2 separate regions of the Homo sapiens genome follow, and region 2 is linked to region 1. The links are chromatin contacts, found by Hi-C or POLR2A ChIA-PET in ENCODE. All regions are on one chromosome and are shown on one strand. Each heading gives the region's core, a stretch centred on a gene start or an enhancer-like site at or near the end of the contact. The rest is flanking DNA. Distances are from core to core; before and after follow the strand shown.

Region 1 (6,007 bases), core at 1,898-4,397:
ATATGCTATTCCCAAAACAATTTTATTAACCATTGATTTCCAACATCCATGAATGATCCTTGCCTTGAATAAATACATATTTGTATATATATATATAGTATAAGTGTATGTGCATACGTATATCTATATGGGATCATGAGACTTACACTTTCAATACATTAATACAGATATCTTTATTTTCCTCCCCTACTTCATATTTTGTATTTTCCTTGTCCCAAAGTGAGAAGCCTTAGTTCACAACAGCATCAATATATTTACCCATCAAAATAAATCTCAAGATATACATTAAAGAATTTTGGAATTATTACACTATTACCTAAGTGCTAATTAACTTTTTTGAAAATCCACTCAGGGAGGCAAGAGAAATGTACTTAGTCGCATATTGAATAACAAATTCTTTTTACCCAATGTTCTTTCCTTTAAGACTCTACATTTTCTGCTTATAAAATTAGTTTAGATCAAAATTGATTCTAACATTAATGTAAAATGTATTGTTTATTTTTATTCATCTTTAAGTCATAGGTTTAAATGTTTCTGAAATTGTTCTGATGATAATTTTTTCACTATTTTCAACTTCTTTTAGAAAAAAAATACCTTAACTAAAATATTGGAGCATCTCTTCTGATTTGTTGCTTCTACTATTGTACCCAAAGTTCAGGTAGTTTTAAAATTTTAATATTGATAATATTTATTGTAATAGTAATTTTAACAGGCAGGTTAATATTTGGGGTCACCTCTAATTTTCATTCATATATACCTTTTAAGCCTGAAAAAAAAAGTCTATTTTTAGGAGTAGGTGTATTTTGAAACATTGAGGTCACACCTGCAGTTGTAAACTTTAGTACTATTTTAAAATTTTATTCTTCCATTGTGTCTTTTCATGCTTTTAAGGTTTCTTATTCATATTAGCAGAAACAGGATGCTTTGGTGGATAGAAGTCCTTTTTAGGCAGCTCAGTTTATTGCAGCTGCTCTTGATCTCCCATCTGTTGCTTTAAATGAGAATGCCTCTTATTGCTCAACCTGTGCATGTGCGTATAAAGTTTCCTTCTCCCACAGTAACACAAGAAGCCATAATATAAACCAATACCACTTATAGACTGGATTTGTAGTACACTCTTGTTTAAAACAGATGTCTTTCATCTTCTTACTATTCATGCTTTTTTTCATATTGGTAGAACAGGCTATGGATGTCTTTCCAGGAAATCTGACAAGTGTTTGGAAACGTCTCAATTTAATCAAATAGAGACTATATTAGAGTGATAATTCTTTCCCTTGATAAGCACTTATCAATTTCTCCTTTTTATAGAAAATTCAGTTAACACCAAAATCAGTACCTACATTTTTATTGAAATTAATATCTATTCAACAAAATTTTGTTTTAAACCTTAAAACAGAAATGGTAACTTTTATGTTAAGTAACTATGCTATTATATTTTTATTCTATGTTAAGACCCATAGAAGAGTAAATGAGAAAATAGCTATAAGAAAAGGAAATACTAACTGGGCTGGTTGACTTATAAAACCAAATGTGCCCTGGGATGGGTCTTTTTTCTGAGAGTGGTAAGATTGTTTGCTTGGGAAAGAATTTTATTTCACTCTCAACTTGCTAGAATTGATTTTACACTGTAACCCATACACCTGAACATACAGTAAGACTCTGAAACAACACTTGAACAAGGTATTTCCCCTATTTTTTCTTGCTATTTATCAAGATCTGTACTTACAAAGCAACTTAAGGTTTCCTCCTCTGAAGCTGGATGTATGTAATTCACAGTAACTTAATCATCACTGTGTAAAATAGTGTAAATAATATACACAGACTAAAAGTAATAAACATACCATAAATTTTCTGTATTTTTAGCACTCTGATAGTTTATGTATTAGGCTTGGAAAAAATAAAAAACAAGAGTTTTCATCCTAGAATTCCCACCACCTCTTACCAATTCCTAAATATAGTCACACTTTTCATCTTCCAGAAACTGAGATCAGAGTAGCACTCTCGGCTAAGCTTCCTGGAATATTTTTGGCTAACAACATAGTGCTTCCTTAGTATTTCTTTCAGTAAAATATACCCTGTGGAAGTTTTAGTAAATATTTCTAAATACCTATATATACAGATACTTTAAAAATACCTATTTGATTACAAGATGTGTTGGAAAAAATGCTTGGAGAAATTTAAACATATTCGTAAATTATTTTGAGTAGAAGCGAGAGATCACTCTGAAAATTCTAAATTTTTCCATTTCTCTTTAAAAATAGGCAGATCTCTCAAAAAAACCACTTCCTGACGCCCCAAATCTTCAATTTGTGTCTTTTAAGTTTTAAGTCTTAATCCAAAGAACCCTTTACACTTTATCAATAGCATTTTCCTCATCTGCCACCAGGTGGCAGGTGGATCCACTTTTCGGAACGCGACCCCGACCCCGCCCTACCGGAAGCTGTCATGTAAAGGAAATCTCTCTGGCCACGCCCAGAGTTCAGCACCATGGCCACGGACAGCGACACCGCCCAGTTCGGTCCCATGACTCGCTGCAGAGATTTTCACCACACAAAGGAAATGGCCAATCCCAACTGGTTCCAAGGGTCGCGTGACTGGCTAATTTACAATGCCAGAGGTGGAGGGGGGTAGGAACCCCTTGTTTTGGGATTTTTAGCCTGGAGGAGGAACAGACTGATATTAAATAATACACCATATTGCAAAATCCTGTGGTTGTTTTTCTCTCTCTACTCTCCAGAATCTCAGTGACTCGTAAATGCTGTCTTGCTGTACAGGGTAAAGGGGCTAGATTACCCAACCTCCGTGTGTTGGTTTATTCCGACAAAATGCGTAAGACAGCAAAGGCGGTACAAAAGTCAGTGTGCGTTATGGCGGCCAATACCTCGGCTTGCACAAAGCTGCCTGTCAGCTTTCCTAAGACACCAGCACTGGGACGGACTACATTTGCTTTTTCTCGATTTCCAATTAATTAATCTCGGAAACACAAACAGCAGCTGATTTTTTTGTTGTTGTTGTTCGCTTGAAATTACTATTTAAGGCAAAGACACTGGAGTGAAACACGAGTGTGTTCTAGAAGTAATGGTTTAGTTGTTATCTTCAGTTGCTTAGCGACTAATTAGACAAGAAGAGAACTTGTGGGTGGGGATTATTTGCGTTTTAGAACGGCAGAAACCAGGGGCAAATGAAAATGAGTTCAGGGGCTAGCGTTTAGAATCAATCTAATTAAATCTCAGTGCTGGGGAAGTAAGCAGCGCTAAAGAGGAACAGTAGGCAGTTAAGGTTCACAGGTGGGTTAAATTAAGCCGAGTTTTTGTTGTAATTTTTCCGTACCATATGGATTGCTTTCTCATTCCCCGTTGTTTTGGCGGCGACAAATTCGGATCTTTAACCAGCAGAGGGCGAGTCGACTGCATTTTTCAGCCCTCAGACACTCCCTCTTCCTCCCTTCTCTGCCCCTGGGAAATTAATTTACTAAGCTCTTCAAATACAGACGAAGCTGAGGAAGGTGTTGTGGAAGGCGAGCAGCGCGCAGGACTTGGCAGAGTGCCCGCCCTGTCAGCCTTGGATGTGTGGCTGCACCGCACTCCTGACGACACGGATCTCCTTGCTTGGGGCTGCAGAGGGGATTGCAGGGGTTGTTGCAGTAGGAAGCGGGGATGAAAAGCACCCCCATGCCCAGACGCCATAGATATTTAGGATCACTAGCTTCAGAGAACTGAGAGGGCCAGAGGTAGCCTAATAAAATGAATGTAAACCATGAAGTTGGAAAAGAGGAAAGAAACCGTTTACGTCTCAGGGCCAATACTCAGTGAGCTGGAACAATAACCAAAAGGGAGGGGCTCTGCTCTGGCTTTGCCTTTCTGGGAAGAAAAATTGGAGGATGAGGAGTAGGGAAAGGGAGAAGATGAGGGCAAAGACTAAAAGTTTGGCTGAGTCATCTTTAAAAGACAAGCAAAGCAAGCCAGCCCAAGGGAAGAGACAATGAAAGCAAGCCTGCCAGAATGCATTGCAGAGCAATAAAGCATGCTGTACAAAGTTAATTTATTGTTGGGCGGAGCCCTCCTCATTCTGGAGGGGCATACCACTTGCTCCAGAGGGATGATTTACTTTGTATTGTAAGACTTTGTAGAATCCCCCTGGCAGGCAGCCAGAACTCCCATTAATTCAGCATGTCCTTTCTCCTTCACATATTTATGTCTCAGAATTCGTCTAACTCGGTTTCAAACTAGTAAAATTAATTTTTTCTGGAGGCACTAAACTAAATTTTATGCAGTATTGCATTTTCTCTCCTTCAGTCATTAAATTTCTGTAGTGCTTGTGTTTAAAGGACACCATTTTATTAATAAATTCAATTCATAAGATAGTATTATATTCCCTTGGAGTTGGTATTGGAGAGGACAACAGTAAGATATCTTAAGATAGATCAACACTTTTCAGAATGCATGATTTGACTCACAGTTTCATGGCCAATTTTACAGATAAATTGCACTGTCATGGTGTTTTGCAGCACACCTGTGTTTCTGTAGCATTTCCCCTGTAAAAGAGCACTTGTAAATTTCCAGTGCATACACCCAAAATTTATTCATGTTGTTTCAAGATCCAAACAAGTGCCTAGTAGTATTGGCTAATATAATCTCCCCATAGAAACAAGAATTATCTTTTTAAAACCTAAGTACTAAGTCAGTGAGCAGGCACTTAATGAAAGAGAATATCCAAATAGCCAATAAGCATATGAAAAGGTTTACAACATCCTTAACTGTTAAAGAAATGGAAATTTAAGCCACAACTAAAAGCCTGTATCCATCCAAGAGCATGGCTAAATAAATAAATAATAAAAGCTGACATTTTCAAGCCTTGGAAAGGATGAAGCAACTCCAACTATCACACAGTACTGGTGGAGTGTAAATTGTTACAATCACTCTGAAAAGCTGGCAGCAATTTACTAAAGTTCAATAAAACATACCCGTAGATATGCACTCTTAGGTATACATCCAACAGAAATGCCTACGTGTATGTACAAAAAGACATAGACAAGAATGTTCATCATAGCTCAAACCTGGAAGCAATCCAAATGGATAAAGATGTTGTTGTTGCCATATACAGTAACATACACAGCAATGACAATTTTTTAAAAACTACTACATGCAACAATATGTATCAGCCTCACAGACATAATGCAATGTTTAGCAGGAAAAAAATCAGAAACAAATTTTTCTATGATTCTATTAATTTAAAGCTCAATAATTGTATAAACTACCCTAAGATGATTAAAGTGAGGATAGTGGTTGCCTCGATGGAGATAAAGACTGGAATGGGGAATGAGGGAGACTTCAGGATTTGGTAATATTCTATTTCTTGACATGAGTGTATTCACTGCAAAAATCTATTAAACTGCACACTATGATTTGTGCATATTAAGTATGGTATATTGCAATAAAAATATACTAAAAAATTTTACTGATGCAAATTGTATGTATTTATGGAGTACATGTGATAGTTTGTTTAAAAGACATAAGACAGATTATGTTGCACCCATGCTTAAAACAATTCAATGTCTTCCCATTGCATTGAGAGTAAAATCTAGATTCCTTAATATGGCCTACAAGGCCCTGCATAAACAAATCCTATCTAAATTTCCAATCTTATTAACCACTTCCTCCCTCAATTACCACACTTCAATTGCCCTGACCTTCCAACAGTTCCTAGAACATTAATCAATCTCTTTTCAGTCTTGGGGTCCTTGAGCTTGCTGTTTTCTTTACCTGGAGTGGGTTATCACCAGCTCTTTGCATGACATGTTCCTTCTAATATGTCAACTCAGATTAATGACGTCTCTTTAAAGAAGCTTTCCTTGACTCCCATCTAAAATCTCTGGGTTATTTTTCTATTTGCTGCCGTGACAAATTGTCACAATGTTAATTTCCCCTTGCTATGTAATATATTCACAGGCGTCAGGACTAGGATGTAGGCATCTTTGAGGGGGACATTATTCTACCTGCCACAGTGC
Region 2 (6,242 bases), core at 3,399-5,898, 520 kb before region 1:
CAGAGATGTGTTTAGGCAAAGAAATGGGATATCTAGCAAGTGTCAAAGCAGAACTAAGGATTGGGGTGAACAAAAGAGTGATCCAGTGCTCTCTTACTACATACTAGAACCCAAAACTGTTGCCTTAAGGAAAAGGCACTGTTTTGAGGATCCCTTGACCTTACACTATTTGGGAATTGTTGGACCTGAAATGACTTTGCTGCTGATGCTGAACAAGTCTCCCTCCAAACATAAGGTTGTAGACAGGCTAGTTTGCAAGGAGTGCTAAGGATGTCTCCACAGAATGTTTCCTCTGGGGCTTTTCTTTCAGCTTCTCTGTTATCTGTTTTTTTTTGTTTGTTTTTTTTTTTTTGCATAGGTAAGTGGTTCAGAAGTCAAAACAGTATAAAAAAGTCTCATTCCCACCCTAGTATTCATCCATGCCATCCTTCTCCCTCCCCTACCTTCTAGAGGTAACCATTTTTATTAGTTTGATTATCCTTTAGACTTTCTTAAAAAGTGCAGTTATAAACAAATACTGATACAGATTCTTGTCCTTCCTCTTACCAAAACAAGGAACATACTATCTGTACTGTTTCTATACCTTGCTTCTATATCCTGGAGAGTCTTCGTATCAGTATGCAGAGACTTTCCTCATTAAAAAAATTATAAGTTTTTAATAAGCAGGCATTACTTTTATAATGAACACAAGGATAAAACAAAAGTAGAGTAATGAAATAATTGTTCTTTTTTTTTTTTGAAACAGTAGCTACAGTAACCCATTTGATCTGACTGCATCTTAGCATGTATACATGTCCTTTTGATCTTCCTAAAAAAAACTCATACATAACAATGAATTGAAGAGTTAGTTACCCACATCAGCTCTGTAAATGTATGGCAACTTATGCTAGAGCTTACAGCCATTATGATATGGGGAAGAGAGACTTGCAAAGTTCAGCCAGGGGACCTTCCAGACTTCACTCGAGTGTGATACTTGAACAGGAGGAGATCTTTGTACTGCTAGCAAAGGGATGCTACTCTATAAAAGGTCTTTAAAGGAAAGGAGTGGCCTACCTTATTTTTTTCTTGCTTCCATTTCAGTTTTTGTTCTGGAGATGAATTGCTCTAGAACTTAGTGTCCTGTAACTGTTCCATGTATTAGAACTCTCGCCCATTGCCTTTGGAGCAGTGTGGAAGAATGCTTGTGATTCAGTGTTTGGTGGGAAAAGCAGGAAACAAATTATGTACACCTTATTACAATTGTTTCATATTAAAAACAAATGCATTAGTGAAAGATTAGAAGGGAATATACCAGACTACTGTAACAGAGATTTTGTTAGGGTACTACATACTTTCTCTTTTAATTTTTCTATAATGTGGTTATATTGTTTTTATAATGAAAAAGACACAGGGTTAAAAAGGAAATTTCAGTGTCTGACATGCTTGGAGAAGATTCTAGAGCACTTCTAGATTTCTAGAAGTACTTGGACCTGAGATTTCGTCTGCCAAGCCAAGTACTAGCATTCAGTTCTATAAAGCAAGTAACAGTATCCTTTACTTCACTCTTAACAGTTTCTTTTTGAAAAAACAGACTCCAATGTAAAAAAAAAAAAAACAAAACTCTTTTCACTTCTAAGTACCATTGGACAAGGGACCCCAGTGATATAACAGAAGGGCATTGGTAACCCCATTTCTGCAAGATGGGATGGAACCATTCTTTCCTCCTGATCCTACAATAACCCCAACTCTTCTTAGAGCCAGTGATTTCTTCTTTTAGATCTATTAGATGGGAAGATACGGCACTCTCCTGTGTGTGTGTTTGCATTTCTTTTAGCAAGAAAAACTGCAAAAATCCTTCCCAAGAATTTCCCGTTTTTCCTATTCTGCTTGCATTTTTCTTTTCGGCCACGGGGTGCGCGCAGTTGAGCTATTTTGGCTCAGGTTCCAGATTGTGAGGTCAGAGACTAGGGATTGGAGGAGAAGATCAGGTGACTTTCAGTAACAGAGATGGCGGTCCTCCCATCTCCACCCCTTCCCCCCCTCATCTTTCCCCACCCTTTCCTGGCTTCCACCTCAGGAACAAAGAAGGGAAAAAAACAGCAGTATGACGAAAACCAGCAGCTGTCTCTGCAGGCTCAGGCTGGGGGCTGGGAGTTTATTCCATCTGTTCTCTTTGTTCTGCTCTTACCCTGTTACTTCCCTTCCCAACCCTGAATAAAACAGAATATTTCTAGAATCCTTTGTTATGGAGAATGGTTTAGAATTCTGCAGTTTACTCAGTATTTATTTAGGTTAGCGTGGGTGAGATACAGCAGAGATTAAAACTGATCTGGAGCACCTAAAAAAAAGATGAAGGTACTTTGCCTTCTCATTCAGTCTTAAATTATGAATACCTATTTAATGTCAGATTTGTGACAGGGGATTATCAACTATTATTTCCAATTATCAAAACATTATTTCCATAATGCCTAATTGGTATTATCTTTGTTTTATAATTGAGAGATATAAAAGAGAATTAATATGTCCTTTGCTTGTTAAGATTTTATAGCAAGTAAACACCAAGCCAGAATTTGAGCCTAGATATATTGGGCTCAAATCCAGCACTTAGTGAAAGGGAGTGGCAAGAATGCAGGCATGTTGAGAGAAACCTCAGGTGCTTGCTTCCAGTGACTGACAGTGTAAAGTAACTGTGCTAGTGCTTCTTGATTTTTACCAGTGATTAGTGTCCTGATTTCTTCAACAAATAAATTTCAGGGGAAAAAATGAGATGGAGAGGAACATATAGATTAAGAGGGAATTTTAAATTTTATCAACCAGTACAGTATATGGAACTTATTTAGATCTTGATCCAAATGAACTATACAAAACACTTGACAGTTGAGACAGCTGGAAATTAGTGTGATAATGGTTTCATGGCATTTTTTAAAAAGTCATCATCTTTTAGAGATGTGTACAGAAATAATTGCGGATCATTATGGGATTTAGAAGTGGGGTGTAGATGAAACAGAATTGGTCACGAGTGGATAACTGTTGAAACTGAGTGATGTATGCATGGGGATTAATAATTGTGTTTTTGAATGTTTAATTTTTCCCATAATAAAACATTTTTTAATCCAGGAAAAGAGTTTTATTTCTAGTACCTTATTTTAATGCCTTTTCTTCTGCCCTCTAGCCTATTGTTTCCTTGCATAAACCTGTCCTCTTTGCTGACATACCTGAGTCCTTGTTTGGGATAGTGCCTGTCCTTCCAGTCCTTCCCCACCCACATCCTAGAAGCAGACCTCTTTTTAGCACTCCCTAATTGAGTCACCATCCTGGGTGTGCTGGGAAAGTATCTGTGGGAAACTCAATGACTATATTATCTGAAAGACCAAATGCTTGGTGAAGTGCCCAGATTTTTAATACTGCTTTTCTGCTACCCTTCCAGACTTATATCTGTCCCCTTCTTTATAACTCTCAGCATCTGGTTCTTCCTTTGGGATTCTGTGTGGCTTTGTTCTTGTCCTTTAGGTTTGTTCATTAATGCCAGTTTGCCCTGTCCCTCCTTACAGCTTGCACATCTGTAATGGTCTAGTTCTGTGGGATTTTGCAGATAGTTGTATATTTTGGCCAAGGTATCAGTGATACGGTTACCTTTGGGCAGGGATAACTGCTATTCGGTTGGCATGATATTTTTTCCTTCTATAATGTATACCTTAGTGATTGTTTTAAAGTGCTGAATTTATCCCTTATGTATATTACAACCATGAAGAATATAAATCAGAAGTCCTCCATTTGGGCAGCTTCTTATATTAACACTTATATTAACATTAAGACCCTCTTACTGTCTCCTCTTCCCAGAATTAGAGAGTTGATGTAGTGCTTAATAGACATGGCTTATTGTATGCTAGGTGAACTTGGCAATTCCATAGCTATGTTACCCTCACAGAAAGTTATTTCCTGGAGAGATTATTAAGTGTTCTGATCTTTCATATATGCCTGAGAGATCTAAGATTCTTCCACAAAGACCCTATTTCTTCAGAGAAAACTATAGTGATGCCAGAGTCTTTTTTTTTTTTTTTTTAACAACTTGTGATTTTTGTGCACCTGTGTTGTATGTGTTGCCATTATCTCACTTTAGGGACGTTGGATAAACTGGCGTATTTGTGCAGCCTCATTTAAGTAGTGGCAACCATTAATGACTTGTACCCACAAGTTTTTCCAGATAATTTCTGTTTTTTCCACCTTTCTTACATGTTCTTTTTTAGTCATAGGTACTTGGCTTACTCAAGGGAGGTGTAGCGTAAGATAAAGATAATGGAGGGTGTTCCCTGTAGAATAGGTACAAATGCTGCAGGCTTTATCTTGGGCAGAGCAAGTAGGGTTTTGGTCCTGAGTAAGTGAGTGAGGTTAGGTGGAGCTGCCTGTCTTCCAGCCGTGCGGATACAACTGACTCAGTCCGTGTTCTCAACAGTTTTTGAAAAGCCCATTTTTCTATCCCACTTACTCCCACCTGCAGTTCTTTAAGAACGTAGTTTCCAGGATGTCAGGCAACTCCCCACTCCTCCATTTCCTGTTTGTGGTCTTCATTGAGAGACGCCTTAAACAGGAATTCCTGGGGAAGTGCAGGCTATAGCGGTGGGATTCCGGGGGTCATTAGTCCATTATTGAAGCTGGGGAATCATGTACTATAAAAGGACCTCCCTTCCGTTCTGTTGTCTCCTAGAAACTATTACTGATCATAACCAAGCAGTAACTGCAACTCAGGGCTGTTGACTTGTGCCCTTTGTCTTTAGAGACTGAAAATTATTTTCCCTTCTTGTGCCTCAGTTTCTATTAGTTGAATTTTAGAGCTCAACATCAAGATTTGTGACAAAATTAACTTGGACTCTGTAGGACTGATTCGTTTGAAATGCAAAAGTAGTGAAGAACATAAAACAGACTCCCTATCTTGGCCGCCAGGGGGTGCCCTTTCCCTTCGCTTTACTGTCTGGCACTCCCCACCGCATTCAGCCATTTTAGACAGATTGTTTTTGCTCCCAGCTAACTCCATTTTGTATTTGTGACGCAGGAATAAAAAAAGGAGTTAGGCAAAGGAGGAGTCTGGTTTGCAGAGGGAGGGAGACTGGCTGAGGCGCAGCTACGTACTCTTTTACTCAGCAGTTGCTCATCAGGGACACACCTTGCTGCAGGCTGCCTGCATCCTGAGCAATCGATGCCGCAAGTCCTTGCCAGCGGAGCACAGAGCAAAATGGTTTGGCTGCCGGACACCTACTAACAGTGACAGAGTGCTAGCTTTTGAGGCAGCAGGCCAGGGCATCCCCTCTGCCTCATCTAGACTCTAATCCTGGGTTTAGGTGTTTTTGCTACAGAGATGTTTAGGGCAGTTTTCTTAATTATAGGATCAGATAAGAAAAGATACCCCCAAAAAAAGAAGAAAAAAAGGAACCCCTTTCACTTAGCTGTCTGGGAAGAATCAAATGCCCCAAGGACTCTAGGGAAATGGTCCTGAATTTTTTTAAAAAATGTTATTTTTGAAACCGTGAAAAAAATGCACGCACACATACACACATATATGTAAAGAGACTAGTATGAACACCCCTATGTCCATCACCCATTTAAAAAACTTAATCAACAGCTAGTCTTGTTTCATATACCTGTATCAACTTTGTCTTTGCCACCCATTATTTTTACATGTATCCTTGTTCATATTATTTAATCCTTAAGCAGTTCAGAATGTGTGTCAAAAAAATTAGGACTTTTAAAAGAAGATAATTACTACCATTATCACATTTAAAAAATTCTTTATCATCAGATAGCCAGTTAGTATTAAATTTCCCAAATTATCTTATGATAGTTGTTTTTTTTAATAGTTCATTTGAATCAGAGCCAAATAAAGTCTACACATTGCAGTTGGTTGATGTCTCTATAGGTTCTCTCTTATGCTCTTTTTTATTTTTTATTTTGCAATTTATTTATAGACTTAATTTCTTTTAAAAAGATCTCTGCCAGGCGCGGTGACTCACGCCTGTAATCCCAGCACTTTGGGAGGCCGAGGCGGGCGGATCACGTGAGGTTGGGAGTTTGAGACCAGCCTGGCCAATATGGCGAAACCTCGTCTCTACTAAAAATACAAAAATTAGCCGGGCCGCCTGGTGGCGCATGCCTGTAATTCCAGCTACTCGGGAGGCTGAGGCAGGAGAATTGCTTGAACCCGGGAGGCGGAGGTTGTGGTGAGCCAAGATTGCACCACTGCACTCAAGCCTGGGTGACAGAGTGAGACT

Evidence for each region. A loop is a pair of places that touch in the nucleus more often than their neighbours do. ChIA-PET counts read pairs that join two places held with the same protein, here RNA polymerase II (POLR2A). Pooled maps may share reads with other maps.
Region 2: a loop to region 1 is called in a map of MCF 10A, with 6 times the contacts of the local background. The contact joins the promoter of DIAPH1-AS1 here to the enhancer-like site in region 1. A Hi-C loop is called at or near these places in 1 of 168 maps with a recorded cell type or tissue (MCF 10A) and 4 of 50 pooled maps. POLR2A ChIA-PET finds 5 or more read pairs at or near these places in 1 of 52 experiments (MCF 10A).

The regions. Positions count from the first base shown.
Region 1 is chr5:141,037,756-141,043,762 of GRCh38, reverse strand. No RefSeq gene overlaps it. Among named protein-coding and RNA genes, the nearest start is that of PCDHB1, 11 kb to the left of the region's middle. RefSeq lists enhancers at 1,744-3,147, 2,343-3,277. Within about 2 kb of position 3,147, at least 14 of the 41 ENCODE cell types and tissues checked have a DNase peak (open chromatin) inside an H3K27ac peak, as active enhancers do.
Region 2 is chr5:141,556,717-141,562,958 of GRCh38, reverse strand. It overlaps DIAPH1-AS1 (DIAPH1 antisense RNA 1), which reads right to left and starts at 4,648. Exons shown (of 3, transcript NR_038333.1): 1 at 4,472-4,648; 2 at 1,054-1,157. All of the region lies in intron 18 of DIAPH1 (diaphanous related formin 1), which reads left to right. RefSeq lists enhancers at 4,763-5,057, 4,818-5,670.